3 separate regions of the Mus musculus genome follow, and all the other regions are linked to region 1. A link is a loop called in an ENCODE intact Hi-C map of the cell type or tissue named here. Cell type or tissue: heart. All regions are shown on one strand. Links, peaks and the distances in the headings refer to the core of each region. The heading gives the core; the rest is flanking DNA.

Region 1 (5,792 bases), core at 244-5,243:
CACCAGATTACTGTGGCTGGCTTTCTAGTGATTTCTCTACTGATTTTTATTCCATCACCAGTCATCCCCTACACTCCAGCTAGAAAAATTACAAAATGATAACAAAACATAACAAGAACTGCTTATATTTCACAAGTTACCTTTAATGCTAAGAATCTAAAGTCCCTCCTCTCGCCCAATACACCTTTTGATCAGCCGCCTCCTGGCACACTAACATCCACACCTCCTCCAGTTCCTTGAAGGCACCCCACTATTCCTTCCTGCTATGGTTTGGTTGTGCTTTGACTGTGTTCCTCCAAAGTTTCATGTGGAATTTGGTCACTAGGATGGCTATGCTCAGAAGTAGTGGGACCTGTAGCCCGACTCTTGGCTACCTTGTGGCTTCTTTATCTTCTACCCTTCCTCATCCCTTTTCTTCCACCCTTACAACCCCCTAACACTAGATAGGAGAGAGAAAAGAATAGAGGAGAAGGGGGTGACATTATGGTTAGACTACTTTCCGATGATAAGAGACATTGAGGTTCTCGGGACACGTTTGATATTCGCCATCAGGATATCTAACTTCTTGTTGTTTCTTCTTTGCACACGACTACTTAACAAACCTCAGCTAACAGCAACCAACCAACAACCCAACAACAGTAACCCTGCCTCTCAGGGACCTAGCATGTATATACCCTCTGAAGAGCTCCTGGAACACCGAATGTTACACGTGCACAGCGGGCAAAACCATGCCCTTGCCAGAGCACGAGGCAAATCATAGTCAGCTGTTGTGGACGATCCAAAGCATTCCCATATCCCACACCTGGGATTAAAACGAAACATATTCTTATAACACTTGGTTGTTTTGTTTTGTTTTGTTTTCCCAAAGAAACCAAAACTCTCATTACAGGGATTTTTAAGAGTTGACTCCTCCTGGGTGTTGATTAGGTCATTGTGAGCACCACCCTTGGAAGGAACTGAGGGAGTTCTCATGAGATCTGGGTTAATCCTCTGGAAGTGCTGTTGTGTCAGAGTGCTCCTGAGCCCTCTGTCTGTGATCTGGCTTTTTATCTCACCGTGGATCACCCCCCTCCTTCTCAGCACTCCCTCCACCACACCGCCAGCACGAGCTTCTTGCAGAAGCTGACGACAATGCTTTGTTCTTGAACCTCTAGAGCTGTTAGCTAAAAATATCCCTTTCATTATAAAGGATTAAGTTTATGGTAACGTACTATATTAATATAAAATAAACTAACAGCTCCTAGGGTTAACTATAAACTTTTTACTCATAGTTATATTCTCTTCCCCTCTAAGACTGCCCCACCCACGTCCCAGCCTAAAAATATTTTTTCATGTTTCTTCTATGTACTTAATGTTATTTCTTTAAAAGGTTACCCCAGCCTATACTAGGTCTTCTTTAGTAGTTGCATATGTTCCTTTCCCTAAGATCTAACACAATTTCTATTTTATGGTTATTAGGACCAACTCTATACACACACACACACACACACTCCATAAAAGTTAAGAATGTATCTGTTTTTCTTTCTGTGTTACCTGCTGCTAACATAGAGGCTGGTACGTAAGTGTTCGTTAAATATCTCTTTATTTTAAGGCTTATTTAATTTTATGTGTATGGGTGTTTTGCCTCCATGTGTCTGAGCATGCCACTCATGCAGTCCTCTGAAGGTCAAAACAGGACGACTCTTACACTGGAACTGCTATGTGGGTGCTGGGAATCCAGGCTCACTGCAATATAAACACTGTGACCAAAAACAATTTGAGGGAGGAAAGAGTTTATTTCGTGTTATACCTCCTGATCACAGTCCATCAATGAAGAGAACAAGGTGGGAATTCAAGCAGGGCAGGAACCCGGAGGCAGGAACTCAAGCCAGACCATGGAGGAACCGCTGCTTGCTGGATTGGTCACAAGCTCAGGTTCAACTATTTCTTATACCTCCTGGGACCACCTGCCTAGGGGTGGAGCCACCCAAAGTGGGCTGGGCGCTCTCACGTCAATCACAAGAATAAATAAATAAATAAATAAATAAATAAATAAATAAATAAAAATAAAACCGCCCCCCACAGACTTGCCTAGAGGCTAATCTGATGGAGGTATTCTCTCAGTCTAGGATCCTTCTTCCCAGGTAGCACTAGTTTGGATCAAGTAGGAAAAAAAAGGAAAAGTTAGCCTACACAAAAGAAAACCTCTCCTTTTTCCTTATTTCCAGGTTTGTTGCGATTCATCCAAGATGATGCACAAGAAGCTCCTTTGGGATCTGTATGTCACACTATCAATACAACGCTTACATTAATCACTTCCAGTTAAGGGCCAAGACCAGCGACATCCATTTGAAGGCCAGCACTGCCCCCTGGTGGAAATAGCGGGCAGGGGCAAGTATAGCCACCAACTGATGGTCAAAGAACGTATTTATTTAAACATGTGCTTCTTAGGAGGAGTTTTTATTGTGTGGATACCATTATATTATTAACTGGGAAATAATGTTCACAAATTATATATTTCATATAATGTATTGTCTTGAAATATGTATATTTGTGAAATGACTAAATTAAACTGACATATCACATACCTTTTATGATAGGGACACTTCAAATCTACTTGCACAAATGCAGTGTTGTTTTCTCTATTTTGACACAAAAATGTTCTCTTAGAAATATTTTATATACATGTGAAGCATATACAACAAATTAGTTGTCTGCTTATTACTTAATTATAATTATAATTATTATAAGAAACAATTAGCAGCAATAGCAGTAGTAGCCATTTATGTAATAATCAAGCACTGCGGGTACTTTGAATTATTAATACATGCTAATGTGCTACTTCAGTGTATCAATTTCGACAGTGCAATCAGAAGAATGGTTTTACAATGCATAAATAATTTAGACGGTGGATACCCAATATGTAAAGTAGGTATGCAAATCAGCACGCATCACCGAGTAATTATTCATAAATAAAATAGTCTTCTCCAGGCATTTTTCTTCAAGGGTGTGGCCTCCTGCTAGGCTGCCTACTCTCTAGCTGATGGCACCACATCCGTGATACGGGCACTAATAACTCAGACACGCCGGGTTTAGGAAAATAGAAAGACATGAAGTTGGGAAGGGGATGCATGGATGTTAGGTCTGGGAGGAGTCAAGGAGGGGAGGGGGAGGGGAGGGGAGGAGCCAGGGAGGGGAGGAGTCAGGGAAGGCATGGATGTGATAGAAATGCATTGCATTCATCTATGAACATCTCAAAGAATAAGTGAATCTCAAAGTATGAGAGTCTCAAGTCACTTTGAACAAACAAGTTGACACCCAGTATGTGCCTGGTAATCCATGTCTGGATCTTACGTGTTGAACCTGCTAATGAGGAACTGAATTAAGAGATATCTGGGGCTCTTCATAACTGTAAATAACTGCCCTGCAGCTTTGCCTAGGTCATGCATTTAAAGACCATACCAGTGCTGGCCACAGTGCCGGCTGGCCAGCCTTGTGCTAACTCATGTCCTGGTAACACCAATCAGAAGAGTCAGTATCCTAGAGATAACACCAAGTCCATACCATCGTCCCCATGTGAACCTGAAGCCAGTCGTTCCAAAGTCCCCCTACCACGCCTTTCTACCATCCTCACCCCACCCTCTGGGTCACCGCCTCAGTGAAGGTTCCGTCACTTTCAGCTTCACTTCCCCAGTACACACACACACACACACACAGGCACACACATACCCCAGCACCACCATCAATGGTAACAGTATTGAATCGTTCCACTCTCTAGTTACTATGTTAAGACCAACGAGATGGAAACTTTTAAATACATTTTGACAGTTCATTTGAAATTTTTCTGAAAAACCTCTGATTAAAGAAAGAAGGAAGGAAGGGAAGGAGAGAGAGATTTAGTGGAGAATCTGCCTTACAGCATTAACCATCCCATGTGTCTTTCCTCTGAGATGTCCTAGCAGTGACATCTGTCAGAAGCCTCTCATTAGTCCCCAGCCGCATCCTGGTCTCTCTCCTTACCTGTGCACCCTCTCCCACCAATTTTCAACTTCAGTCTCCTCTCCCTCCTCTGGCGTCACCCTGAATCTTTCCTTCCACTCCCACTCCACACATCCCGTCTCTGGACTTCAAGACGGATAATACAAACAAACCTGTCTTCCCTCCACCCCAATGCTACGCTCAGCTTTGTGACACTTACTTCTTTTTTAATTTATTTGTGTGTGTATATATGTATATTGTGTGCATGTGTCTGTGTCTCTGTTTCTGTGTTTGTGTAATGTTATGCCCTCCATGTAGAGGTCAGAAGACAGCTTCCAGCGTTAATCTTCACCTTCAACCTTGTTTGATGTAGGGTCTCTTTGATTTGGTTTTGTGTTATGCTAAAACTCTTTACAGAAAATAACACTCTTGCCAGCCCATCATCAAAGGATGTCAGCAGCTGGCTGGTGGTCCACTCTCTCTCACCTCCAGACATCATGATATACTTCATGTCCACTTACCGTCGTGCTCCACTTGTTCCTCGGTCCATATTCCATAACTGTTGAATTCAGTCCCTGAGTCTGGACTCCGGGCTTGAACAACATCTACCTATTTTAAAATTCTGTACATTGGTCTCCAGTCTCCAAGTGCTAAGTTTGAATGTGGTTTGTGTAAGTCTTCTAAAGGCTTCTGTGCTGGACACTTGGTCTTCAGTGTGATGGTTTTGAAGGAGTGGAACCTTTCAGAGGTTAGACACAGTGGAAGGCAATTGGCTCGATGTTCATTAGGGAATCTGCCTCCAAAAGGATTAACACCGTTTTGCTTGTGGGGCCCAGTCAGCTCTTGAGGAAGGGCTGTGGTAAAGCAAGGCCAGCCCCGAGGACTTGTTTCTTCTCCAGCAGCTTTTCCCTTGCCCACCGGAAGCTGAAAAGATGGTACTGCCTAATCTCGGACTCTCAGCTTCCAAGACTGTCAGTTAGATAGGTCTCAGGTGTCTTGTTAAAGCAACAGAAATGGACTGACATTGAACCAACCTCCCGACAACTTTACACCAGCCACGTTCACTCTTGCCTCCTCTGTGACATAAAGACATCCAATGACTCAAACTCTTTCATCAGCTTATCTGTGTCTCTGATTTCGATCCTTCCTTCTATATAATTATGTAGTCAGTCACCCCGGTCATTTTCTCTAGAGCACCAGGAATTTCTTTGGCAGTCTTTCCTTCTGGCTCTACCTTCAGATCCTCCAAACCTACATCATTCTGTCTATCCTAGCACAGTATTACTTTCAAATACATAACTGAGCATCAACTGAAATGAGAACCATGCCCTCAATTCTGAGTACCGATCCCTTTACACCTTTCTGGCCAGCCATTTGCCCAGAGCAATGAGCTTACTCTAAACATTGACTCTCCCTATTAGCCGCCATCTTTATCTGGGATATCCCAGCAACCTCTCAAATTCAGTTAGTCCAAAATTAAGTTTAGTGTTCCCACCTTAATCCCATCTCAGTCAACATTATGAATTCCCAGCATATGAAATCAGTTATGAGGGCCAGCCCCAGTCCTAGCCACTGTATACTTGTTATTGCAGTATTTGGCTAGCCTGAGCTACATAGCAAATTCCAGGCTTGGTCAATAGTAAGATCCTATCAAAACAAAACAAAACAAAGCCTTCCTTTACTCTCAAATATCAATCAATAACCACTTCCTCTCCATCGTCTTCCATACGTTACCATCTTCATCTTTGCCATCTGGACCATTCTTATTTTTTTTTCAATTTTTTATTAGATATTTTCTTCATTTACATTTCAAATGCTATCCCAAAAGTCCCCTA
Region 2 (5,792 bases), core at 438-5,437, 920 kb before region 1:
CAGATCCCAGGACCACCTGCCCAGGGGGATTGTGCCGCCCACAGTGGGCTGGCTCCTCCCACATCGATGAACAATAACTATCCCACCTGTCCAACTGAAACACCTACAGGCCAATCTGACATAGGCAGTTCCTTGAAGGGTTCTTCCTTTCAGAGGCCCAGAGGCTGTGTCAAGAACACAGTTAGGTATAACTCACGCAGTGAGTTCCAGGACAGTCTGGCTTTCATGAGTCTCTGTCTCAAACCCTGCAAAAGCCAGGTGTGGTGGGGCATGCTAGTAATCTCAGGCTCCATGTGGCTATGAATTTGAGGCTAGCCTGGGCTACAGAGTGTGACCCTGTTCCCCAAAACCAAAACATTGGGGGTGGAGAGATATCTCAGTAGTTAGGACACGTAGCACTTTTGCAGAGGACCTGAGTTTGTTTCCTAGTACGCACGTCAGGTGGCTCATAACCATCTTGGTTATGTGGTTTGAACAGGAATGGCCCCACAGACTCATGTGTGTGAATGCTTGGCCCACAGGGAGTGGAACTATTAGGGAGTTTGTGGCCCTGTTGAAAGAACTATGTTACTATGGAGGAACACAGAAAGGGACACACACACACACACACACACACACACACAAATACCTTCCATCCATATATACACAATTAAAAATAATAAAAATTAATCTTAAAAAAACTAAAATATTTAACCAAGCATATAAACAAAGCTCAAAACTAAACAAAGACTTTATCATGGAAAACTTTGTTATACTTTACAGTGCATATGTGCACAGGTAATTCACAGAGTGAAACTTCTGTTTCAAATCAAACCTGCCCCAGCATCTCTCCCCTCCCATGAGTCACTGTTACAACCCATGGCAACTCTGTTACCTTGGAGACAACACCCTAGATCAGTGGTTCTCAACCTTTAGTGCAGTTCCTTATGTTGCTGTGACCCCCAACCATAAAATTATTTTGTTGCTACTTTATAACTGCAATTTTGCTACTCTTAAGAATTGTAATGTTTTGGAGTTCAAATCCCAGCAACCACATGGTGGCTCACAACCATCTGTAACAAGATCTGACTCCCTCTTCTGGAGTGTCTGAGGACAGCTACAGTGTACTTATAATAAATAAATAAATAAATCTTTAAAAAAAAAAAAAGGGCTGGTGAGATGGCTCAGTGGGTAAGAGCACCCGACTGCTCTTCCGAAGGTCAGGAGTTCAAATCCCAGCAACCACATGGTGGCTCACAACCATCTGTAACAAGATCTGACTCCCTCTTCTGGAGTGTCTGAGGACAGCTACAGTGTACTTATAATAAATAAATAAATAAATCTTTAAAAAAAAAAAAAAAGAATTGTAATGTTTTAAATATCTGATATCCAGGATATCTGATATGCAACCCCTGTGAAAGGGTCTTTTGATTCCCAAAGGGGCAGAGACCCACAGGTGGAGAACCACTGCCCTAGATCCTCACTTCCTACTCCATATCCAATGGGCTAAGTACACCCTGGGTTCCCCTTGCACAGTGCTCTGGACTGGCTGTTTTTTTGGCTTTCACGGGTTACAGAAGAGTTTCCCAGTCTCCTCCTGTGTTTCTCTGCTCCCAGCCCTGCTTTCCGGTGTCTGACTCTTCCATAGCAACCAAAGTCTCACCTTGTTCTGTGGAGTCAGTCTTTGTCTTTTCCTTTAAAATTTATTTATTTATCTAATGTGTATCAGTGTTCCATCTGCATGCTTGTGAATGTGTGTGAGTGCACTGGCTCCCCTGGAACTGGAGCCACAGACAGCCATGAGTTGCCATGTGGACTCTGGGAACCGAAGCCTGATCCTCCAGAAGAGCAGCTAGTGCTTCCAACTGCAGAGCCATCTCTCTCTCCAGCCCTTCTGTCTTTCCTTGATGTGGTCAATCAGCTCTGGGCTCTGCTTATCTCCATCTTCCGCCCCTACGTCCTGGGTATCAGAGCATTATTGCGACATCCTCACCCTGGGATGGAGCAGATATTTGGTTCTTTCTCAAAGTCTTGAGGTTTTGCCTTAAAGTTACCTTTTCGCTGAGGCCCTTCCTTCCTTCCTTCTCTGTCTGTCTGTCTGTCTATCTATCTATCTATCTATCTATCTATCTATCTATCTATCTATCTATCTATCTATTTACTTATCTATCTACCTATCTACCTAAGAATGAGACTGTGTCCACTATATAGACCAGGATGGCTTAGAACTTAGAGAGTTCCACCTGCTTCTGCATCCCGAGTCCAGGCATCAAAGTTGTGTGACACCATGCATGGTCTGATCATCCAGTTTTAATTGCGTTTCAAACCAACCTCTCCCCCTGTCAATCCACATTCCCTTCTCTGTCTTCCCCATCCTTCTCTCTCTCCTTACAAACACAATTTCCTTATTTATTTAGGCTTCTGGGTAATGTGCTTACCCTGTTCCATCTCCCCTGCTCCGCCCCCACCCTCCCGTCCTGTCCCCCCCCCCCCCCCCCGCCCTCCGGCTCCGTCCCGTTTCTGGAATCTACCACCGTGTTACTGATGTTCAGGTAGGCTTAAATCTCTCTCTGTTTGCTTGTGAGCCTAGCTCCTAACTGCTGAGCCATCTCCCCAGCCTCTGGCCACCACCTTTTTATGTAGCGGAGGAGGACAGTGCTGGATAGTTTTATGTCAACTCGATAGAAGCTAAAGTCATCTGAGAAGAGGGAACTTCAAAATGCCTCCATAAGATCGGGCTACAGGTAAGCTTGTAGGGCATTTTTAAAATTAGTGCTTGATGAGGAAGGGCCCAGGCCACTGTGGCTTCCATTCCTAGGCTGGTGGTTCTAGGTTCTTCTTATTTTTGATTATTTTTATTTTATTATTTTATGTGTACAGGTATTTTGTTTTTATGTATGTCTGAGCAGCACATGCATGCAGTACCGCCAGCGACCACAAGAGGGCACCAGATCCCCGGGGATTACAGATGGTTGTAAACCATCATCTAGGTACTGGGGATGGAACCCAGGCTCTAAATCAGAGAGCCAGTGCTTCAGCCTTTGTTGTTGTTGTTGCTGTTGTTTTTTCGAGACAGGATTTCTCTCTGTAATCCTGGCTGTCTGGAGCTCAGAGATCTACCGGCCTTTGCTTCCCAAGTGCTGGAATTAAAGGAGTGAGGCACCATTGCCCAGTGGTCCTGGGTTCTATAACAAAGCAGACTGAAGCCGGGCGGTGGTGGCGCATGCCTTTAATCCCAGTATTTGGGAGGCAAAGGCAGGCGGATTTCTGAGTTCGAGGCCGTTCCAGGACAGCCAGGGCTACACAGGGAAACCCTGTCTTAATCCCCCCCAAAACCCCAAAAAACCCAAAAAACCAACCAAACAAACAAACAAAAAAAGCAGGCCGAGTAAACCAGTAAGCAGCACCCTTCCATGGCTTCTGCGTTGGCTCCTGCCTCCGGTTCCTGCCCAGTTTGAGTTCCTGGCCTTTGATAATGAACGTGGAAGCATAACGTCAAATAAATTTTTTTTCTCCCTAGGCTGCCTTGGTGCTGGCGTTTCATGGCAGCAACAGAAACCCTAAGACAATGGCTTTGAGCTGGGCGGTGGTGGCGCACGCCTTTAATCCCAGCACTTGGGAGGCAGAGGCAGGCGGATTTCTGAGTTCGAGGCCAGCCTGGTCTACAAAGTGAGTTCCAGGACAGCCTTGGTTACACAGAGAAACCCTGTCTAAAAAACAAAACAAAACAAAACAAAACAAAACGACAATGGCTTTGAACTTAAAAAAGTCTTTACTTGTATTTATGCGGATGTGTTTGTGCCTGAGTTTACCTGTGCCGTGTGTGTGTGTGTGTGTGTGTGTGTGTGTGTGTGTGTGTAGCCGCCTGCAGAGGCCGGAACATGCCAGCTCCCCTGGATCTGCCATCACAGGTGATTGTGAATCCTTTGAATTGGGTGCTAGGAACCCACCTGAGGTTCCCTGAAAGAGCTAAGCACTTATCTGGGGAGCCATCCCCCCAGTCTTGACCTTAAGCTTCTGGTCTCTACTTTCTGAGTCCTGGGGTTACAGGCAGGCCTGCACCCAGTTTATGTAGTTAAAAAAATTATTTATTAATTTATTTTATGTATATAAGTACACCATCACTGTCTTCAGACACACCAGAAGAGGGCGCCAGATCCCATTACAGATGGTTGTGAGCCACCATGTGGCTGTTGGGAATTGAACTCAGGACCTCTGGAAGAGCAGTTAGTGCTCTTAACCACTGAGCCATCTCTCCCACCCCCAGTTTATGTAGCCTTAATGACTGAACCCAGGCTGATCCTTGGGCCCAGTGCATGGTAGGCAAGCGCTCTAGCAACTCTGCTATAGTAAACTCCAAATGTTTCCACACCATTTGGTATGGCTTGTAGTAAGGTCTTGAGAAATGCCAAACACGTGTGACATAAAGAACACTGTTTAGGTGAATACCCCAGTATCTGTGTGTAAGCAGCAATCCCAGGCCTCTTAGATTTTATTCACTTCTTATTTCTAGTTGTCTCAGATTTCTTCCCAGGTATGTCCCTGGTCTCCAAGGCTCTCTAGTCAGCCGATGACATCATCCCCTCCCCCAACCCTGTGACTCAGACGTGGCAATGTGTCCTGTCATCCCATATCCTGTCTCACATGATCTGTTCTTCACCTAAGGACTGTGGTCACACGTCCTGGGCCTGAAACTCAAGGAGTCACACTTGATTCTCAAGTGGTCTTCTCTAGTGACTTAGATGTGGTATCTCCTGAATTACCTTTTGTTCTGAGGGAAAACCGACTCCAAGTTCAGTTTGGAGGCGTCCCCCCCCCATGTCTTTTCCTTTCTGTATCCCCTGGAGCTCCAGCTATAACCTGTTTAGATCAACCCAAGAAGAATTTAGAATTTCAGGGTCTAAGCAGTCATAGAACAGGCGCACTTCCAGCGGCGGCCACACGATGGCAGCACAGACCGGGTTTAGAGACGAGACCTGCTGCCTGAGTCTAGCCTTCAGCTGATAATTACTGGGGCTCCAGAGATGTGTGGCACAGTCCTCTCTTTAAGGCTGGGGGACTTTGGGGCTGGCCCAGGGGCGTCAAGCATGGGGTTGTGTGTCTGTAGACCGACCAGGAAAAGGCCTACCATGGAGTTCGATCCCGCCGACGAACATGGTGAAAAAGAACACGTACACACACGTGCACACGCACGCACTCATACACACACGCGCGTGCACACACGCACATACTATAATGAAAATGTAGGACAATTTCTTGTGGAGTGACCTGGGATAAGCTCTTTGTGCCTCTGGGGCAGCTTCCCACCCATGCAGGGAGTGGGTCGCTCCTTTGGATGATGGTTGTTTGACATTGCTGGAGTGACAAATGGCCCTGCAGCTGCCAGCATCTCGCAGCTGTTACTTCTGAGGCCCTGACGGCTCCAGCATTGATAACCTCCTACCTGAAGTTGGGAGGCAGTTATGCCACAGGGCCAGCAGGGGGTGCTGTGTTCTCTGGATCTGGCATTGGGTTCCCCAGTGGGGTTGGTTGTCTTAGTCTGAGTGGATCCTGGGAGGTTCGACTGGGATGCAGTGGGTAGTGTCTGTGGGTGTTGGCACAGTTTGCAACTGATGGTCAGAGTTCTGGGTGGCGATTGTGGGTTTACCTGTAATCATTCATTCATTTAGTGTTTAAGCACCTGTCAGTTGTCAGGCATTGCATTGGGAACAAAGCTGTTAACAGGCGCACGTCCCTTTTCATGGTTGTAGATCCAGGTGACAGGATCTGAGGGAGTTCAAGGGAAGGGGCAAGGCAACCAGGAAGGCATGGGG
Region 3 (5,792 bases), core at 438-5,437, 84 kb before region 1:
AACTGGGGGGATCTGATCAGTGACTTCACTAGAATAGAGTTCCTGTTTATAAAGAATGTAAAATAACAGCTAGGTAGGGGTGTTGACTGGTTTTGAACATCTGTAGGTGTCTGTAGGTGAAGGAGTGACTGAAGTGGGCATAACGTTTGTTAAGACACAGTGACCCACTTACATGTCATCCATGACAGATTGTGCAAGGGCAGAGTTACAGACCTGTTTCTTTGACCCCAGAGATTTTTAAATATTTACCTCCAGGGACCAGGTGTGATGAGTGGCTCATGCCTACAATCCTGGTCTTCAGGAGGCAGAGACAGAAGGATCACTGTGAGCCTGAGGCTAGCCTGGGCTACAAAATGACATAGTGAGTTCCAGGCCAGTTCATACACACACACACACACACACACACATATGCATACATATACATATATATTCATACATATATGAAAATAAAAATTACCATCAGGCCTGTAACTTTTGCGGAAAAGGAGTCCCAACCTCTGCTGTGGTTGGGAGAGCAGAACTAACTGGGTTAAAATCACAGCAGGGTAATTAGGCCTCTCTCAATAACTCTGCCCTGGGAAAAGTGGACCATCTCTTAGTAAAGCAAAAAGGGGCTTTGATCCTTCACAGCCGACTAAATGGAAGCAAAGGCACTTTGCAGACTACCTAAAGAGGTTAGAATTGGTGCAATCACTTAAAAGATTTTTAAAATGTCTGAATCATTCTCCTCACCCCACTCCACCCCATCCCTGCTGCTAACCCAGGGCAAAAATTTTAAATAGTCAAAAGAGACCATGGGCAGTTTTCTTTTAAAACTGTATAGTTTTCTTCAATCCCTTTCCAGACTCATGGTCAACTATTGCTCATCATGGTGTTTTTCGCAAGATGCTAATTTGAACAGAGTAAAAAGGTCGGGAGGTGAGTCAGAAACTGGATTTTTTTTTTTTTTTTTTTTTTTTTTTTTTTTTTTTTTTTTATCCCCAGCAACCTGGAAGGGGTTGCTTCAGGTTAGCCTCTGTTAGAGAGAAAGAGCAAGAGCGACCCCTGCTGGCCAAAGAGGCAAGGCACGCTTTTTCCTTCTTCAAGGTGCAAATTTGAAGTCAAATTAATCTCCATGTCATCACATAAAAGACCTCAGGGATTATACTGACTGTATCCTGTGAACGATGGCAAAAAATGGCCACCAGGACATAACTAGGCCTTCTCTTATCTCCGTTGAGCCTGCATGACACCACCTCACAGAACATGAAGTCCTGTGTGTGACAGGGAACACTTTAACAGTTATTTGAACTGGAATTCTAGCCAAAGATCTTTCTCAAAATAAATGGAGCCCTATGAGACAGCAGATGTTCTGTCCCCTCCAATCCATAATAAGGACAGCTTCATATTACTCTACTTCATCATAGTTAGTCCATCCACAAAGGACAGAGCTGACCAGGTCAGTGGGAAGGGGTGATGTCAGGGCAGGCTTAACCTATTCCCTGGTGGGCACAGTGATTGAAAACAAATGGCCACTCTGGTCTCACAATGTGTTCAGGGCCTCCTCTGAGCCCATCTGATTGGAGAATAAGCTAGAAACTTTCAGTAGCTTTCTCTCTTTCTTTTCTCTCTCTCTCTCTCTCTCTCTCTCTCTCTCTCTCTCTCTCACACACACACACACACACACACACACACACACACACACACACACTGGGCCACTCAGCTCCCTGAGATCATTACAATATAAGAGACTTCTTTTCCTTTTAACACCGGTGCCCTAATAAGAAGCTTCTGGAAAAGTTAAAGGATATTTAAAGTCATGCTTTTACCATCCCCTCACTCTCTGGGAGTCAGCAGACAAACAGTGCTTGCTAACAGGTGCAGACGAAAATCAGGTGACCAGAACCATGAGCTCCCCATGGTGACAGTGCCACACAGGTCAGGTGGCAGCTGAGGCTTGGAGCCAGAGCAGACACAGGCAGTGTTACAGGGACAGGGACTTCTGATTTCAACGTGGGAGAACCCCAAAACTAGTATTGCTGAAAAGATAAACTAAGACTTGACTCGTTCATTGTCTGAGTTCTGCATCAAAACCCAGTGCAACCGGGTTTCCTGGTCCCAATGCCCTACATCATAGGCATCCCCACTGGCACGTTTCCAGAGGTCTGTCAAACCCAGGAAACATTTAAAGTAAAATACTAAGATAATGCGAACATAACAGCAATCACTCAACACCCTTAATAAGCTTGGCAGGACTTTGGAGACTAGCCTCGACTAATCTGAGGACAAGATTCGGAGAGACTTGGAGTCCATGCTCTGGATGGATCTAGTACTTTGCTGTGTTTGTTAAAACATCTAGAGTGCCTTCCGATAACAGTTTCTGGGCTCAGGAGTACAAAGTAGCATGGTGTTATCCTTTCTCAGATTTGAAAATAATCCAACTTAACCCATCGTCCAGTACAAAAACTATACACATGACCAATATGACTTTAGCCTGAAGCATCTCACCACACTACCTTAGAGAATCCAGTGTGGCTGACAACTGAGAGTCGTTGCCTGAGGAATTCCTCTTGGATCGAAGGAGAGTGTAACATAAGAGTGGAGAGGGAAAGAGGGGCAAGAGGGAAAGAGAGAACCCAGGGGCTGAGATCTAGCAACTATCAAAGCCATGCAGGGAAGCATGGAGCCAGCAGAGGGAGCCAGAGCTACGCACGAACCAAAGCCTCTTAAGACCGTAGAGCCAAAGGATTCACTCTTATCTCTGAAACGTCATTACCAGAAGCAGACACAATTGCAGTGGCCCTGAGTCTCTTGTTTCCAGATCTATCCTTTCCCAAAACAAATCTGATATGAATCAGTGTTTCGTGTTTTGTGTAGAGAAACAATCAATCGAATGTCTTATTTAGATGAATGCACATAACAAGACACATTTCATTAAGTGTGTGTGTGTGTGTGTGTGTTGGCTCTTTTCATGCGATAAATTTTGAACATATTTTTTCTGCTCCTCCAGTTTTTCCCAACTCTTTCTACCACCCTAGACACCCAACTTTGTAGTCTTTCTCCCTCAAAATAATTAACTGAATAGATACATAAATTGATAAGTAAATAAATAAGACAAAGAAAAATGCACGCACACACACACACACATATCACCTGTCATTGACTCTGTGCTGGCCAACTACTCCTGAGCATGAAGCCTTCCCTGCAGGGTGCTTGGTGTATCCAGCATCACTCCACTGGAGAAAACTGATTTTCCCTCTCCCAATAGATATCATTTGCAAAGAGCTTCTTGGTGAGGAATGGGTCTTTATGCTCACTTCTCTTTCTCCTTCTCCCTGCTGGGATTTTAGCAAGATAGATTTCAGTTGATAATAGACATCCTAAGAACAGGAAAAAAAGTCTTTTTCTTTAGTGTGTATGCATATGTGTGTTCATGTGTGTACAGGTGCAGAAGTGTGGGAGTGTATACATACAGGTGTGTGTGTGTGTGTGTGTGTGTGTGTGTGTGTGTGTGTGTGCTCGCGGGGGGGGGTGTCATTCTTGGGTCACCTTTTTGCTTGAGTTGGGGTCTCTTACTAGTCTGGAGCTTGCCATTAGGGCTAAGCTAGCTAGCCAACAAGCCAAAGGGATCATCAGCCTGTCTCTACATCCCCAGCCTTTTAAATTGGGTGCTGGAGATAAAACTTGGCTCCTCGTGTTTGCAAAGCGGTCACTTTACTGAGAGTCATCTCCCCAGCCCCAGAGAAAAGACTTGGGGGCGATTTTTTCCCTCTTTAAGACAAATTAATGAAACTCCCCCACCTCTGCATGTCTGTCTGTCTCTGTGTCTCTGTGTGTCCCTCTCTCTCTCTCTGTTTCTCTCTGTCTCTCTGTGTCTCTCTCCTCCTTAGCTGTGTATTCATTGTCACGCCCAGCCTTCAGAGTTCCCTCCTACAGGCTCCTTTATTGAAATGTAGACCACTGACCCATTCTGCAGCTAGCCTGTAATTATGAGATGGATCCACCCTTGGGAAGTTCCTTTGGAGACTGTTGCTGTTCCATTTGTCAGGGTGTAAGACGGGAGGGACCTCCCCCAATGCACTTGGACTTTATACCCTTACTCAGTCAACTCGCATGTGGGCAAAGGTCCACCCTCCAGCCTCCTGGAACAGGAGCTGAGGAACGTGAAGCCGGGTAAACCCCATGAATAAGAGGCCCCTGCTCATTCACAGGGGAAGCATCTCATTATGTTGCTATCCATCACACTCTCACCCCAGGTCAGTGCCATAGAATGACTCCGGGAACCCAAGTTCGGACCTTCGGTAAAAGAAAGGCTCCACAAGGTGTTCTTGTAAGGATGGTGAAATCTCCAGTATTAAATAGCAATCTTGTGACATCGGGCAGACATGGCCTGTGGCTTTATCTTCCACTCTACCCACTGTGCCCACTCCTCCTTCCTTTAGCCCAGCTCCACCTGCATCCGCCTAGCTGTGGAAAGCCGCCCTCAGGCCTGACTGAGTCCCAAGGAGAGACAGACTTTCACTCTTGTGCCTAGATGACACAGGACTGTTGGTTTTTCTTTCTTTTTCTTTCTCTTTTCTTTTTTTAGAAGGATAGACTGATTTGAGGCTGGGGCTTGTTGAGGCAATGTCTCACTATGCATCTCAGGACAGCCTTTAGTTATAAATCTTCCTGCCTCCACCTCCCAAATTCTACGAAGTAATTCTAGGTACCATAAACTTGTACCACCCACCACTCCTGGCTGTGCTGAGTTGTTGTTGTTTTGTTTTGTTTTGTTTTGTTTTGTTTTGTTTTGTTTTGTTTTGTTTTGTTTTGTTTTGTTTAGACAGGGTTTCTCTGTATAGCCCTGACTGTCCTAGAACTTACTCTGTAAACCAGGCTGGCCTCGAACTCAGAAATCCACCTGCCTCTGCCTCCCAAGGGCTGAGATTAAAGGCATGTGCCACCACTGCCCAGCATTAAACTATTTTTCTTATAGATTCTTTTTTCTTATTATTTTCATTGTACATGTTTCTTGTGTTCAGAATATGTGTCCATAATGTATAATGACCAAGTCAGCATTTTACATTTATGTCTCCGTGACTTTTTTTTTCAGTTTCTGTGAACTGTTCAACAAAAACCCCAATGCCAATGGTAGAATGCCTCTTTATAAGTTGTTAGTCAAGGAGATCTCAGAGACCACCCAAACAGTATAGGCTTTTACAAGTCTTCTTGAATGCCTATCAGAGCTAGATGGTAAGGCCACACTCATAGGATGCATGAAACACAGAAATCACTTAGAAATGAGCTGGAAGCTTCCTCCACACCTACTAGTTTCATAGTCCCCAAGGATGCTATGGAGGCTACTGGGGGAACAAGCAATGTTCTTACCCAACTGAGGCCCACCAGTCAGCCGAACAACCTGTCAAGTAGATACGCAGACATGCGCAATAGTTATATTGCTGTTAAGGAGATGGTCAGTTATTCTTTGATTGGAATTTAGATCTACTCCATAGGCAAGAATTCCTGCCTGGTTCTGTAAATCTGGCCAAAAAAAAAAAAAAAGACAGGAGAGATCATAGGTTCTAGGAGGGAACTAAACACTGTTGTTTAGCTAAATTGACAATATTGAGCTGTCATCTAAATATCTATGCATATGCCAGTAGACAAATGCTACTCTCAGCCTTGGCCAGGAAAGTGTTTCTTTCCAGTGAACAATGGAAAAGGCAGAAACTCATGGATGCACAAGATGCTGAGAATACGTAGCAGACGTGTGCTCAGCCCTAAGTGAGACATTTCTACCACCTGCTCTAAGGCTCTGGGAACCTTGCAGG

Evidence for each region. A loop is a pair of places that touch in the nucleus more often than their neighbours do. Peaks named below come from ENCODE experiments on the same cell type or tissue, not always from the same donor. Only the 100,000 strongest peaks of a DNase experiment are listed, where the experiment ranks them.
Region 2: it touches region 1 in a loop (5-fold over the local background); 27 of 42 quality-filtered maps call a loop at or near these places.
Region 3: it touches region 1 in a loop (10-fold over the local background); 29 of 42 quality-filtered maps call a loop at or near these places.

What each region holds. Positions count from the first base shown.
Region 1 is chr11:99,376,326-99,382,117 of GRCm38, reverse strand. No RefSeq gene overlaps it. Among named protein-coding and RNA genes, the nearest start is that of Krt28, 4.3 kb to the right of the region's middle. In heart, for the core only: no CTCF peak of the experiment used is centred there; a DNase peak (open chromatin) is centred at 2,357; H3K27me3 peaks cover 2,179 bases.
Region 2 is chr11:100,297,640-100,303,431 of GRCm38, reverse strand. Gm14206 (a long non-coding RNA gene) reads left to right here and starts at 2,506. Exons shown (of 5, transcript XR_880211.2): 1 at 2,506-2,723. In heart, for the core only: CTCF peaks have their summits at 2,913 (motif pointing right) and 4,907 (motif pointing right); a DNase peak (open chromatin) is centred at 4,931; H3K4me3 peaks cover 297 bases; H3K27me3 peaks cover 76 bases.
Region 3 is chr11:99,460,239-99,466,030 of GRCm38, reverse strand. No RefSeq gene overlaps it. Among named protein-coding and RNA genes, the nearest start is that of Krt20, 25 kb to the right of the region's middle. In heart, for the core only: CTCF peaks have their summits at 1,054 (motif pointing left) and 2,672 (motif pointing right); a DNase peak (open chromatin) is centred at 1,090; H3K27me3 peaks cover 701 bases.